Regions from separate parts of the Mus musculus genome. Here region 2 is linked to region 1. Evidence: chromatin loops called from intact Hi-C (ENCODE). Cell type or tissue: heart. All regions are shown on one strand.

Evidence for each region. Peaks named below come from ENCODE experiments on the same cell type or tissue, not always from the same donor. Only the 100,000 strongest peaks of a DNase experiment are listed, where the experiment ranks them.
Region 2: it touches region 1 in a loop (2.2-fold over the local background); 5 of 42 quality-filtered maps call a loop at or near these places.

What each region holds. Positions count from the first base shown.
Region 1 is chr10:95,559,642-95,567,641 of GRCm38, reverse strand. Nudt4 (nudix (nucleoside diphosphate linked moiety X)-type motif 4) reads left to right here and starts at 3,496. Exons shown (of 5, transcript NM_027722.5): 1 at 3,496-3,980. The coding sequence starts at 3,885. In heart, a CTCF peak has its summit at 3,537; DNase peaks (open chromatin) are centred at 3,391 and 3,981; H3K4me3 peaks cover 4,934 bases; H3K27ac peaks cover 4,802 bases.
Region 2 is chr10:95,655,784-95,663,783 of GRCm38, reverse strand. No RefSeq gene overlaps it. Among named protein-coding and RNA genes, the nearest start is that of Gm33336, 28 kb to the right of the region's middle. In heart, no CTCF peak of the experiment used is centred here; a DNase peak (open chromatin) is centred at 4,113; H3K27ac peaks cover 851 bases.

The DNA of each region.
Region 1 (8,000 bases):
TCGTTAAACAGTACTAAACTAGGAGATTTGAGCTTCCCTGATTCCCAAGAATGGACAAGGGCACATGAAGACCTGGCTTTGTGGCTGGCCTTTAGCCCCATCTTAGTCAGACGAGCTTCCTTTTTTTGTTGGGCCTCTCACAAACAATTGCAAGTAAATAAATAAGAATGCATGAGTGTGGAAGGAGGAGGCGATTTATACTACTCAGAGTCTTCAATTTAGCCGTGTGTGGTGGCGCATGCCTTTAATCCCAGTACTTGGGAGGCAGAAGCAGGTGGATTTCTGTGAGTTCAAAGCCAGCCTGGTCTACAAATCCAGTCCAGGACAGCCAGGGCTCTGTTACACAGATAAACAACAACAACAGAGTCTCCAGTTTAAATAACATTACAATATTTAACCCCCTCCATCCCATGTTAAACTTGTCTTCTGCAAATATCTCTTGAATACTCTTCTAGCCTTTGAGTAGGGGAAGGTAGAGGGAACTCAGAGAGTTCTCTGATAAGAATTTCCCTGCAGTAAAACCTAAACTACTGGCCTGTAACGCCAGGGAGACTGAGCCAGAAGCCAGAGAGTTCAAGGTCAGCCTGAGTCCCAAGAAAGACTCCTTCTTGAAGCAACAATTATAATCCTTATTGAGCTGGGCGGTGGTGGCGCAAGCACTTAGGAGACAGAGGCAGGCAGATCTCTGTGTCTGAGGTCAACTCAGTCTACAGAGTGAATTCCAGGACAGCCAGGGCTGCAGAGAGAAACCCTATCTTGAAAGACAACAAAAGCAAACAAAAAGTGCTTTGTTGATAGCTTGTTTCTTCAGATTCTTCACAACTTCAAAGCACTTTCAGTCTCCCAGCTTTGTGCAAGAATGTAACAAATCAGTCTACCCATTTGAGAGCTGGGAACCGCTTAGGCGCAGACACCCAAACATGTACTCGTTGGTACTTGTAGGAGCTGAAGCCAATATATATATTTCTTTTCAGTGCCTGGAAGCTGAAAAAACGGTGTCCCCTGCTTACATTCACCAAATCTCTGCCTGGCTTTTTCCCTTCAACAACTTGGTTCCAAACATCTTTCCTTTTCCCTTTCCTTAATTCTAGCCCACGCTACATCTTCTGGAACCAATAAACGAGAAAGGGGATGGAGAGATGGCTCAGTGGTTAGGAGCACCTGCAACTCTTTCAGGAGACCCCAGTTTCAGATCCTAGCAGTCACACAGTGGCTGACAACCATTCTTAACTCCAGTTTCAGGAGTATCTGATGTCCTTGTCTGTCCTCCAAGGACACTAGGCACATGTATGGTGCAGGTATGTATGCAAACATGTAAGCAAAAATCTATACACATAAAATAAATATTAAAAAAATGAGACAAGTAAATCACTATATGGTTCAGCCGATAATTTATTGGGCACCCACGTCTAGAAGCCAGATCATTGAAGAATTTGTGCAGGCAGAACTTGACTCTTCTTCATCCATTCAAAAGGATTACCGTAAAGCCAGACATGTGGGAACATTCCTGCAGTCCAGCATTTGAAGGATAGGATCAGGAATTCTGGGCCAGCCTGGGCTACATGAGACCCTAGCTCCAAATAAAACACAATAAAAAGGCCACTTTATCAACAGCACTCATCTAAAAGTAGCACCTGGTATCAGTCCTACTGGAATCCCTAGATTAATAAATGTGTTTGTAAATCCTGAACTTCAAGTGGCTTCAGTAAGAACAGCTTGGAAAAATGTCTCTGTACAGACTTGATTTCTAATTGTGGTGAAGCTTCATTCCTTAAACCATCTATTCAACATGAACTCACTCTCCAAACTTGCATCTGCTAGGCTCCGGGGAAAGGCAGGCACCAAAGAGTGCTCACCATGCGTCTCAGTGAAGCCTTACAACCCTGCTTGCGGTATCAGCTTCCGGTCCTTTCTACAGCCACATTGGCTTCTTTCATTTCTAAGAGCTCTGCCCCCTCCCTGACCTTTGCATAAACTCCAGTTCTAGGCTCCTGAGAATTTGACTCTTTTGTCTTCTCAGCCCCTCCTCCCCTTGCTGCCTTAGCTGCCTTCGATGCTTGCTTCTTTCCCCTCTGGTCAAAGATCTGCGAGACCCACTACTCCCAAATCAATTTAATATTCCGCCCCGTGATTGGTCACTAATTCTCTGTTCTTAGGTTCTTATTCGACTGGAGGGGCAGGGTCTGACCGGTTTTGTAAGATGCCAGAGCCTGGCACACCGGAGGCCTTCCAGGAATGAAAAACAAAACGGATGTGGCTGTCTAAACAGTTCTGTGGGAAGTGAAGCTCCTGTAGGTTAGGAGTTCGGGTTTTGAAATAGGGTCTCATGTAGACCAGTCTAGTCTCACCAGTTCTAAATGGCAGGGAATGGCCTTGAATTCCGAATCCTTCTGTTTTGGGCTCTCAAGTGCTGGGATCACATACCTGGGATTCCACACCTGATTTGGATTAGGGGTTTTCTTGAATTCCAGTGATGTCAGGTCTCCTACTTTTTTTCTTTTTCTTTCTTTTCTTTCTTTCTTTCTTTCTTTCTTTCTTTCTTTCTTTTTTTTTTTTTTTTTTTTGGTTTATGGTTTTAGGTTTTCGAGACAGAGTTTCCTCTGTATAGCCCTGGCTGTCCTGGAACTCACTCTGTAGACCAGGTTGGCCTTGAACTCAGAAATCTGCCTGCCTCTGGCTCCCAAGTGCTGGGATTAAAGGCGTGCACCACCACTGCCCACCGGTCTCCTACTTTCTATCTTGGCTCTTCAATAGCACTGAAATATTGGGAGTTGTTCCAAGTGCCTAAAACTGTAAGCTTCCAGACAACAAACATCCCACTGATTTACTGCTATGGCCTTACTTAGAATGAGATACACACAGAATAACAGCCATAACCAGTGTTCATGAATGCACTCTGGAGGGTCAGCGGAGGTGGGGATGCCACAACACAGACAACTGGCTATAGTCCACTTCAAAGCCTCAGCTGACTCTTCAAGAGCACATAAAAGCACTCTCATCGAAACAGAGGAAGTGGGGAGAGGGAGAAGGAAGGGGAGAGGAGAGAGAGAACTCAATGAATTTAACCTTCCTAGCCTTCACAAGCAATGCTAACCGCGATGCTTCAGTAGTCCTGCCATGGCTCCGGGGACCTTGGCTCCAGGACCCAGTACTGGGGTCCGTCCCTAAAGGGAACTCTATCGGACCTCTAAAACGGAGAACGAGGAGGTCTCTGCTCGCTTCCCTTCCCTGGCCTTGTACAAAGCGCACCCCCCCCCCCAAAAAAAAAAGGCCTCTGGAGCACTCGCCCGCGGGCAGGGCAGAGCTGGCGGAGCCCTAGACTTAGGCCTCGAGCCCCGCCCCCCGGCTGGTCGAAGCCGCGCCCCCAGCTCCCCACCCTACCCCCGCCCGGCAACGGTCCTGGCGCGCAGGCGCACTGGCGCGCCCAAAGGAGGGAGCGCGCCGGCGCGCGCGCGCGGGAGCCCCGCTTAAATGCGGGCGAAGGGGGCGGCGCGCATCCTCGGCGTCTCTGCCCGGTCTGCACCGTCGCTTCCAACTGTCTCCGCGTGGCACGAGCCACGAGCCGCGCTCTTCCCCCGGCGGCGGCGGCGGCGGCGGGTGCAAGCAAGGAGTGGCTGCGAGCGGCGGCGGGCTCCATGGAGAGCGGCGGGCGCCGGAGCAGAGGCGGCGCTTCCACCGCTGCGCCCGGACTGCAGTGACCCGCGTTCCGCCCCGCGTCCCGGCGGCCGCCCGGCCTCGCCGTCCGTGTCCGTGCCGCCGCCGCCGCCCGTCCCACCGGCGCCCGAGCATCGCGACTTCCTTCGGCCCGACTCCCCGGCGGGGTGGCGGCGGCCGGGTCCCCACGGTGGCGGCCGGAGCAGCGGCTGCAGGAGCCCGGCTCTAGGATGAAGTTCAAGCCCAACCAGACGCGGACGTACGACCGCGAGGGCTTCAAGAAGAGGGCGGCCTGCCTGTGCTTCCGCAGCGAGCAGGAGGACGAGGTAAGCGCGGGGACAAAGGCTGGCGACCGGGCTTCATCCCGCACCCCCCTGCACCGCCCGGGCCTGCGGGTCACCGGCAACCCCCACGCCCGGAGCTGGAGATCGGCCTCCGGGGTTCGCCAGCCTGCCTTTTAGACCTCCCATTAGGTCGCAAGCTGTTGGCTTCATTACGTAGATACCTCCTTTTGCAAAGCGGACTCCGCTTTTAAAGTTTTTCTGACGACCGAAAGATGGCCAGCGAGAGATGTGGAATGACGCCAGAAGGGACAAGATAGGCCAGGAACGGGGCGAAGTTGCCCTTTTCAGCCCGGCCATCTCTCGCTCTTCTGGTTTCTCAAGGCTGTTCTGCGGTGTGACTTGACATCTGGGAAGGAGCGGCGTGTGATTTTACCCGACCCTTCGCCCTGCTTTGGACGGATAGGGACCTTTGGAGTAATCTCTGGGAGAGCCTATTTTATTTCACTTCAGTTCTATTCGGTTTTAAAATGATTCCGTTTTCATCCTGCTCTGGATAGTTCAGTCACTTGGTAGCTGGGGGAAATCTTGTAGCGCTGCCACGCCTAAAATGAACTGATAGAGGAAAAAAAGTTAGCGTTCTGAGTTCTGCTTCTGTAGCCGCGTCCAGGGAAGCACCAAGCATAAAACTGGAGATGGGATCTAATGGCTTCCTTATTGCTAGCCCCTGAAGTTATGATAAGTATGACAGCGTACACTCAGTGGTGGTTAACAGATAGCCGCGTGCTTGAAAGTTAGGATCTTTAAACCGCTTTTGCTTTTTATTTATTTATTTTAAAGGTTGATTTGAAAGCTTCTAAGTGTTAAACCCAAATCCCGAAGGAACTTCTAGAGAAAGGTCTTTGAGCTGAGTCTACTTAGAAGAGAACGGAATATAGGACCTTTTAAAAGTGCACAAAGGACAAAAAAGGCCAACAAGCCTTAAATGCAGTCTATCATGGGGTGGGGGGAGTCTTTGAAGGAGGTGCCGTGCTAGGGCAAGGCAAACTAAGTATAAAAACATGTAATAGCGAATAGTGACCCAGGATCCAGTCTGACCTGTTCACTGCTCTATCGGATTTTTAGCTGAGCGTTTACAATGAGTTAGGTGCAACCCGGGAGTGTTACATTTAATCCTTTTAGCACTTGGAGGTAGTACTGGTCCGCCCTGTTTTATAGGTGAGAAGACGGCTTTGAGCAGAAATTCTTTGTCCAGATGACAGAATTAGGTAGCAATCATAGTTAGGGATGTAGTTCCTACCCCAGAAAGCTGGCCTCTTGGTAAAGGGCCTCTGCTCAGCAGTCGGGTGCTCCGTGTTTTGTGAGGCTAAACTTGAAAGCCTTTTAAGTTACCTTTGAGATTGTGCCATAATACACAGTTGGAAATTCAGGGCCCATTTTGTGTGTATGTGGGGGGGGGTGTCTGGGGGTGTGGGGGGTTGTTTGGGGGTGGGATGTATCTGTGTGTGTCCCTAGGGGAAGCTATGAGGATAGGAGAAATCAAAATTATCTAAATTGTGTGTCTGGCAAGGCAGTCTTGACAAGAGCTCCATAAATGACTTTAAGCAGGTAGGTGGATTGGTGTGTGTGTGTGTGTGTGTGTGCTTGGAAATTGTTTCTGCTGGAAGCGTTGCTAAAGGAGATAGCACCATGGTCGAGAGCTTGCCTCGAACACAGGAGCCTGGGTTCAATCCTGGGCTCCTCTCTCTCTCTCTCCAGGAAGTTGCTGTAAAATCATTGCTACAGCCTGTTTTCAAAATGAGACCAGTATTTTTAAATACAGTGAGATGAGCAAGGCTTGGGGAGTATTAGAGAAACCCATTATGTAAAGCGCTGGCTCTTGGAGCCTGTAGGCTGGGGGACCCCGGTGAATCAACTTGTTAGGGGATATGCTCTGAGGGAAGACGCTGGAATTCTCCCGAGCACACAGCCAACTTTCAGCATCTGGTTTGGCTCTTTGGAAATTTTACTTCTGTGGTTGTGTACAGTTGAGGCTCTTTCTATTATGTGATAATTACGGAATAGACTCTTAGCAGCACAGTAAGATGTCTGGGAAAGCTACAGGTGGGCTTTCCCTGTTGAAATGATACCACGAGCCATCCAAGGATAGACCAAAGCTGCTTGTCCCACCCTTCCAGCTAATGGGTAAAAACTGCTTATTTATTGGGTTAAGGAGTTGTAGGTCCTGGTTAGAACATTTAAATGTATGTTTTTAAAGATGAGGGTAACTTCAAAAAAAAAAAGTTAATTACCATCTGATCCTAAAAGGCTACGGAGAGCCCCCATTGGCTGGCTCACCTGAGTGCCGGGATTATAGGCGAGAGCCTTGATGCCCACTGAGAACAGGTTTTTCTTTTTTTTTTTTTTTTTTTTTTTTTTTTTTAAGATTTATTTATTTATTATATGTAAGTACACTGTAGCTGTCTTCAGACACTCCAGAAGAGGGAGTCAGATCTTGTTACAGATGGTTGTGAGCCACCATGTGGTTGCTGGGATTTGAACTCTGGACCTTCGGAAGAACAGTCGGGTGCTCTTACCCACTGAGCCATCTCACCAGCCCGAACAGGTTTTTCTTATAGTAGTGGTTCATACTGGTGCACGCCATAACTACCAGCATGTGGGAGGCAAAGGGGGTCTGATCTCTGAGTTCAAGGCCAGCCTGGTCTACAGAGTGACAGGGCATATAAATTAGGGCACAGAAGTAACATATCTCAAGGTCACAGAACAAGCAGGACTTGACTCCCCGTGTTTTTAAGTCTTCAGTGTATCTGAGCAGCCTCTCTGGCTAGTTTTTCCTGTGGAGGCCTGTCAGCTTCAGTGTGGCTTTGAGCCTTCAGACCAGCCCACAGGTATATGTCCATAAATGACTTTAAGCAGGTAGGTGGATTGGTGTGTGTGTGTGTGTGTGTGCTTGGAAATTGTTTCTGCTGGAAGCGTTGCTAAAGGAGATAGCACCATGGTCGAGAGCTTGCCTCGAACACAGGAGCCTGGGTTCAATCCTGGGCTCCTCTCTCCATAGGCAAAGAAAAGACGGTGACGTGGTGAGTTGGTAGCCAGAAATGGCTCTCGTTGAATATATTTGCATATGTATTTGAATAGTGGATGTAAAGATAGTTTGAGCTGGCAAGGAACATACACTGTCGTATGGAAGATTAGATGAAACAGGGGGAAATAACAACGGAGGCCTGGAGTGCTTTCTTCTCTGTGTGCTTTGGTTTAGGAGCCCAGTGTGTGTCACTTGGAACTTCAGTAAATGGGAAAGGAGGGACCTAGCACCCCAAATAGAAGAGGAGGATGGCTCGGGGCTGTGGTCTGCAAGAGCAGCTTGGGTTGGCAGAGAAAGGGGAATGATTTTTTTTTAAACGTGAGAACCTTGGGTAGAGAATAGCTCAGTGGTGGAATGCTTGCTTGCCTACCACACACAAAGCCTCCAGGGAAAACAGCACCTCAGAGGTCACACACCAGGCAAGACAGGAAGGACATTTCAATTTTAGACTTTTGAGGGATTTGAGAGCAAAGTGGGACATAGAATCAAGCAACTCCATCCTGGGTTGCATCCAGGTGCATGAGCAAATCAGTCTGAGAGCGAGCCAGGCAGTGGTGGCGTGCGCGCCTTCAATCCCAGCACTTAAGAGGCAGAGGCAGGCAGATCTCTGAGTTCGAGGCCAGCCAGGGCTACACAGAGAAACCATGTCTCGAAAAATCTGAGAGGGACACCAGTTCTGTCTTGGATCTGGATCGGTGGTTCAAATGAAGCATCTAGCCTCCCTCTGGGCTAGCCTGCTGTAGAGCTTGATAGCTTAGGAAAGTCCAAATCCAGCAAAAGTAAGGCATGGTGAAAATGAAGGCTCCTTAAAAGGCAAAACTAAAACCAGAGCCGGGAAGAGTATCGGCCCCAGTCAGGAATCCTAATGCAATTAAAAAAAAAAAAAACCAACCAACCAAACAAACAAATAAACCCTGCCGGCCTTTACAGGGGGTGGGGATCAGTTGTCATTTAACCTCTGGCAGTCTCCCGGTTCATAG
Region 2 (8,000 bases), 96 kb before region 1:
CTTTAAGGAAGATTGGTTATCAATTGGCTATCCAATGCTAAATGGTCAGCACTAAAAATGTACATATGAGTAATATACAGACTGAGGATGGAGGGAAGGGGGTTTGTGTGTGTGTGTGTGTGTGTGTGTGTGTGTGTGTGTGTGTGTGTGTGTAAAAGTATCATTTATTCTTCTGTTCCAATGGTCATTTCCAAGGCTTACTTCTGTCTGCTAACCTAGGCCTAGCCCAGGAAGCTTCTAGCCTCTGTATAATCTAGAATGTTTTCAGCCTTTGAGACTTACTGCTGAATACGCTCATCCCTTCCTAGTTCTTTCTGATCTCTGTTCTATTTTTTTGTTTTGTTTTGTTTTTCGAGACAGTGTTTCTCTGTGTAGTCCTGGCTGTCCTGGAACTCACTATGTAGACCAGGCTGGCCTCAAACTCAGAAATCAGCCTGCCTCTGCCTCCCAAGTGCTGGGATTAAAGGTGTGCGCCACCACTGCCCGGCTCTTTCTGATCTCTGACTGACTGTTCAACTCAGCTGCTCTGACTCAAACTTCTCTCCATGCTAACCGATTCTATCTGGCTTCTTTAGGTTTCTCCTAAATTGCTCTTCTTGGCCACAGACTATTTCTGCCAATCTGTTCTAATCTTCTGGCTCATTCTCATTCTCTGACTCGTTCTATCTTCACCAATGTCTCTAGCTTGTTCTCTCTCTGCAACCTGTCTCTCTACAACTGTCCCAGTAAAACTTGATTTTTTCCTTCCTCTTCTCTCTCTACATGGCTCCTTAAGTAGCTTCCCTTTCGTCTCTCTTCTCATGAGAGTTGGGCATACCATGTTCCATCGAATCTTTCTCTGATTCATCACTTTGTCTGCTACTCAATTAGACATCATTTTCAAACATCAGTGCTTCCTTTTACAAACTAACTTTACCTTCATTGTTTGGGAGTAAGAAAATGTCTGTGTTCTGCCCAGAGGAATTAAAGGTGTGTGCTAAGGGCTGAGCCATACTACAACTAGAAACAGGGTTTTTCAGTAAATAACACAATCTTGGATTTTACAGTGTGATTAAATATCTTGCAACATATATGTGTGTGTGTGTGTGTGATTGTGTATGTGTATAATAGCTTATATACTTATACATGTTATTACATTTATCTATAGATATATATTTTATAAGTGTTAAAATATATGTTTTTAAGGATATTATCTTTATGAAGCATATTTTCATATTTTACATATTTATATAAATCCATATATGCATGTGATAACAATTCCTGAAAAAGAGACCATGAATTTGAAAGAAAGCAAAGAGGAATAAATGGGAGGGTTTGGAGGGAGGAAAGAGGAAAAGGAAGCATTATAATTAGAATTATAATTTCAAAAATAAAAACAGACCTTCGGAGAAAAACCCAACTATATAGTATTAAGTCATATATAAAACGATAAAATTGGGAAAGTCCTATATCCTTCTTGCCCACCTCAGGAATGCTCATAAAAAGATTCATAAATGATTATTTATCACAGAGTAATTTGTGTTCGCTACATCGCTACGAGAAAATACCTGAGAGAATCCGCTTATAGGGAGGGTAGATTTGGCCTTGGTGCTATTGCTTACTCACTTTCCTGGAAAGCTTAGGATGAGATGGTTTCCTTAGAGCCAGAACCTGGGTAAATAAACATAGCCAGAACCTGGGTAAATAAACATCAGGCCAGTCAAAAGCCTGCAAGCCTCTAAGGGAAGCTTCTCATTATCTTCCCTCAGGAGCCTCATGGTGACTCAGTCACTCAGTTTCCTCATTGTCTCTCTACAGAGCTCACTCCAACTCCTCTTACTTCCTGCTCTCCAGACATTCATTGGTCTGCTTGTATTTGCTTTTTGTTTGTTTGTTTACAAGACTAAGTCTCCCTATCTAGTCCTTCCAGTCCTGGAACTCCCACTATGTAGACGAGGCTGGCCTTGACTTCAGAGATCCTCCTCCCAGTGCTGGAATTAAAGGCGTGTGTCACTACACTTGGCTTATTTCAAGCCATTCTTTTTGTTTGTTTTGTTTTTGTTTTTTTTTTTTCTGAGACAGGGTTTTTCTGTATAGCCCTGGCTGTCCTGGAACTCACTTTGTAGACCAGGCTGGCCTCGAACTCATAAATCCGCCTGCCTCTGCCTCCCAAGTGCTGGGATTAAAGGCGTGCACCACCACCGCCCGGCATTTCAAGCCATTCTTAAACACAGTATCATCACAAATGTTAGTCAGCTAGATGCCACACTACTCATCAAACCTTGTAAAACTCAAACAATATTCACCTATTTTCTTTAAAAACCTAGATTGTCCACAGGAATGAAATGGCCTGTGATACAATGTTTCATGACTAACCTAGGACACAATGTTTCATTGAACCCCATACAAACCACATAAAGACCATCTACCATAGATCATTTAACCTGCATGTACAAGGTTTTCTAAATGGAGCCTGGACAGGTATATTCCCCAAGGTTACACAGTGAGAGAAGCTGGGTCAGTGTGGATCCTCAGTCTGTCTCCCTACATGCTCCCAAATGCCTTTCTGGCCCACAGATCTTTTCTTCTGCTTCTCATTTCCTTGTGCCGCTCCCTCCCTCCATCTCTGCACTCACGTGTCCATCTGTATCCTGCCCTATACTGGGTCCCCTAGCAGATGAAAGACGCAGAGTGCACACAGTGCTTCTCTGGCTCTAACAAAGAACACACAGATGAACAGACAAGCCCACACCTGAGAGTCTCCAACGTGAGCCCTGGAATGGCTCCCAGTACTCTCGTGCATCTGTCTGCCATTGTCTCTTCCTTCCTTTGAAGGAATTTATCCACCTATCACAGTGAAGACAGCATGGAAACCCTTGCAGGCAAACTCAGTTCCTTAACTGGACATATACGTTCATAACTCTCAGATTAGACCTGGAACCCACTCCTCCGCAGCCTGTAGTTTCCCCAAGCGTCATTTGCATCAGCGCACAAACAAGAGCGGCGCCTCTTGATTCTTCTCCTCACAAGAAGTCAGGCTGAAAACAGAATGAAAAGGAAATCCAATCAGGTGATGCTTCTCCAAGCTAAGGAGGCAGGGGGAGATGGTACCTGCTAGCCTTAAATGTCCTCTGCCTTATCACAGGTTGAAGGATTCAAGTTGCAAGCACCATTGTTCTGGCTAGACTAGAAAGGACGGCCCACTGAAAGGAGACACAGTGTTGCCCGTGATCTACTCTCTGCACAGGAGAGTGGCTGCCTGTGTTCCTTTCCCTAAACAAAGTGCTGAAACTGTCAGGTGGACCTGTTCAAAGACAAACACCAGCATCCGTTTCCTCCTTTGGAGAATTGAGAACAGGAGTGTGGATTCTCCAAAACGGTGGTTGTCAATCTCTCTAACACTGCGACCTTTTAATACAGTTCTTCATGTTGTAGCATCCCCCGACCATAAAATTATGTTTGTTACTAAACTTTGCTACTGTTACAAATCATAGTGTAAATGTCTGATATGCAGGATATCTGATACTTGACCCCTGTGAAAGAGTTCATTCGACCTCCGCCCTCTCCCAGGGGCCATGACCCACAGATTGAGAACTGCTACTTTAAAATAATGTATATGTGGCACAGTCCTGGCTGTAGGCATAGGTGACCCCAAATCAAGCCATACTACTCAGTTCCTGCAACCTCAGTTCCTGCACTAGTCATAATGAAAACAGAGCCCTGGCCCTTCACATAAGAATCCTGTAACATTTCTGCAGACCTAAGCTTGACCTTAAGTGCCACAGGTAGGCAGGGAGAACAGGCCCTGTGGCCCCACAAGAGAGAGGTCACAAATGTTTACTGACTGTCCCACAGGCTGGGGTTGAGGTCAGACTCCAAGCTGAGATGCAGAGAAAGTTCTGGAAAACCTGAGAGAGAGCAAACAGTTCAGCTGGAAGGCAGCTTGGGGCCACTTTCTCCAGAGACAGAAGGAGCAGAGCTGGACCCTAACAACGCAGCACCCAAAGAAAGTTAGGAAGAGTTTCACATCCTCTGAAAAGCACTCAGGAAGTTAGGAGGTGTTTGCCTGTTTGTTTGAGTCGAGAAGACGCTAAGCTCTTTACAATAGCCAGGAAGCGAGACGGAGCTGCCCGCCAACTCATGAATGGATAAAGGAGCTGGTCCAAGAGCACAGGGGAACTCTATGCAGCCAAAGAACAATGAAAGCATGACAAGTCAGGAAGATGGGTGTGGCAGCAGAGCATTCAGTCAGACTCTGAAAGTCAAATTCCATGTCGCCGCTTACATGTGGAGCTTCAATTTGTACCTCTCTGACTATCTATCATCTATCTATCCATCTATCTATCTATCTATCATCTACCTATCATCTTTTATCTATTTACCATCTATCACCCATTTATCTATCATCTATTTATATCTATCACTATCTACCAGATATATATATATTAATCTATCTATCCATCTATCATCTACTATCATCTATCTGCCTGTCTGTCTCTGTGTGAGACAGAGACAGAGTGTGTGTGTGTGTGTGTGTGTGTGAGAGAGAGAGAGAGAGAAACTAGAAAGGGGATCATGAGGAGTAGGAGCCCTGGGGAGGTGGAAAATAGAGAGAGTAATGGAGTGTGTGTGTAATAGAAAAGCAGAGGGATGCCGCCTAACAGAGAGAAGAAAGGGAACACAGCCAATGGGAATGGGCAGTGGGGGAAGGGACCAAAGTGTCTGCAGCTGCCACGACCGACAAGAGCCTGCTAACTACGAACTTTGACCAAAGAGAAAAGAATTTGAGGGGGAAATCAGAACTGTGTTGGACTGGCGCTTACTTATCTATGGCTTAATCATGGTTTCATTTTAACTACACACGGGATGGTGAGGATAAGAAACATCACCATCTTCTCTGAACCAGGGCCTCTGAAGTTCTTTGTGTGGCTGGTGCATTAAACTTCATGTGAGCAAGATTGCAATGTTATGTCTCCTTTGATTGCTGGTCTGAAACCCCAAAGCCCACACAGGGTCAGATAGTCAATAGCAGGCTGGGGTTGCTTCTGTGCTCAACCATGTGTGCTACACCACAGACGACTTCCAAAAATCATTCGTCCACTTGCCTTAGCTATTTGGGCAATCACAACAAAATACCATAAAATCTGTGCCATAGTAACTGAAACTCATTTCTCGTGATTCTGAACGGTGAGAGGTTGAAAGCCAGGTTGCTCAGGGCTTCAGTTTCTGGTGAGAACCTGCTTCCAGCACACAGAGGACCACTTTGCAATACAACCTTACGTGGTAGGAGGAGTCACAGGAGCTCCCTGGACATCTTTGCTAAGAACACTGATTCCCCAGGGCTGGGGAGATGGCTCTATGGGTAAAGCATTTGCCATGCAAGTGTGAATGTGAATCCTCAGAACACACATGAACTTGGTGCCATCACACAGATCTGTAATCCCGTGCTTCTATGGTGAGGTGGGAGACGGAGAGGAGACTCTCCGAAGCTCATGGGCCAGCTAACCCCATGGCATATGAAGCAGAGCAAAGAGAGACCCAAAAGAACTGGGAGGTTAAAAGTGACACCCAAGATTGGCCTCTGACTTCTACTCATGCACCGTGAAAGAGTGATGTCTGCACTCACACACAAAACCACACATATATGCATGCTTATTGCACACATATAACACGCACACAACATAAAAGAGCATGAATCCCATTAGGGGAGGGTCCCATCCCATGACCGAACCAGTAACACATTATTTTGTTTGATTTGACCATTTGGTCCAAATGACAGTCTTTTAAGGTGGGCACTATATTCATCCTCATTTTACAGATTGAGAGACAGGAGGAACAAAACAGACATTCCGAAGCACACCTAGAACCCCAGCACTTAACGCTGAGACAAAACGACCATGAGTTTAAAGCCAGCCTGCACAAATAGAGCAGGATTTTGCCTCAAAATGGGGCTGGGGATTACTCAGTCCGCCTCAGCATCTGAGTTTGGATCCCTGGTCCCATATTAAAGCAAAACATGACGCCCCTCTGTAAGCCAGGTGCTGGTTAGTGTTTATTGTCAATTTGCCCACGTGTAGAGTCCCCTGGGAAGAGAGAATCTCAGCCGTGGGCATCACCCAGATCACATCAGCTGCCTGTTGTCACTGTCTTGTGGAATGACAAGTGATGGAGCATCCCACTTTGGGCCACTCTATCCCTCCTGACTGCTGACATTAAAGGCATTCCCTCACGGCTGCCAGGGTTCTGGCTTTCTTCCCCTTAACTTTTTATTGACTCTCTGTAAATTTCACATCATGCACCCCCAATCCCACTCAACTCCCCCATTCCTTCATATCTGCCCTCCATCTCCTCAACCTCCTCCCGAAGAAGAAAATTAAAAAATATATATATATATCTCATCATGCAGTGTCAGGGTGCATCTCACACAGTATCCCGCTTCGTCCAAACATCTTTACTTGCAAAGGCTCCTTGCACTGAGTCATTGGTCTCATCCGAGGCCTCTTGCTCTTGCTATGTTATTATAGTGGATCTTCACCGGGTCTCCTCTCAGATCTCCTGTTGTTGCCCTGGGTCATGGAGATCCTGCAGCTTTGGGTCTGCAGGACGGCCCCTTCAGGTGCTCCAGCAGTTCATAGATGAGGTAGATATGGGGTGGGCCAATTCATCGTCCTGGATCGTGGCCTGAGGGGTAGCTGAGTTGGTCAGCCTGCCAGCTCTCCCACACGCACAGCTCCAGAGCCAGCTCTCCAGCACTGCCCTGGCTAACTGGCCTACTGCCTCAGCCAGCAAGGGGTGGGACCAGCTCTCCCTGTTCTCATGCCCTCAGGGTTGGCTCACTTGGCCTTTGCTTCTGGGGCATGGCTCTCCTGCTCTGGTGACCTCATAACCTCGGCTCTCCCACCTGCCACAGGCAGCAAGAGTGAGCATCTCTTCCTTACCCACACCTGGACAAGGGGTGGCACCAGCTCTCCTGCACTCACACCCCAGTCCCCACCACAAGGACTAGCTGTAATGTTCTGCTTCAGTAAGGGGCCTGGGGGGGGGGGGCACTCCCCTGAGTGCTGTAATCAGCAAGAAAAACAGGAGTAGTGCCAGCTCTCCAGAGTACCCCAGTCAATGAGGGGCGGAGCCAGCTCCACATAACCCTTGGGCATCAACATGATCCCAGGGGGAAGCCCAAACTGGGGACTTCTGCATGGCCTTTGATGGTGTCAAGTGCCACCAACATCGTCACAGGCCCCTGCTGCTGCATGGCCATGGGCACAGATGTGGCCCTCAGTGGCAGAATGGACCAGAACTTCACTGTGGTCTCAGGTGGCAGGGCAGGCTACTCACATCAGGCTGTTCCTCAGAACCTGAAAGTCCCCAATGTCACCACTCCTCATTAGGCTCAAACCATTCTGCTTCTCTTTCTCGCCCATCTCTCTACCACATACTTACGAATCTTAATGGCACCCTCTCTGGGCAGGCCATGTGGCAGTGGGTGGGTCTACAGTGCTTCTTTATAGCAGCTGGGAAGACAGGCGTTCTCAGTCCTCACTTCTGGCTTTGGAAAGTTCCTGACTCATTCTTCAAGATCAAATCTTTCTCTTATTTTTTAATTTTATTATATTATATTTATTATATATCTTATTGTTATCAGTTTATTTTATGTGCATTAGAACTTGGCCTGCATCTCTGTGCATCACACATGTGCCTGGTGCCCAAGAAGGCCAGAAGTGGGTGTCACAACCTGACAGATGGTTTCAAAACTGTTGTGTGAGTAATGGGAACTGAACTCTGGTCCTTCTGGAAGAACAGCCAGTGCTCTTAACTGCTGAGTTCTCTTTCTAGGCCTATACTTCTATTATGTGAGCCCTTTATAATAGATATCAAGGCATATTAGAGATTTGGGCCATTAAGGAGACCAAACTGTGGAAGAACATTCTAGCACACCAGTTAGGATTGACTTGGGTTCCAGAGCGATGGAGTGTTCTTATAATCATAGGACTTGGGAGATGAGAAGTTGGAGCTCATTCTGC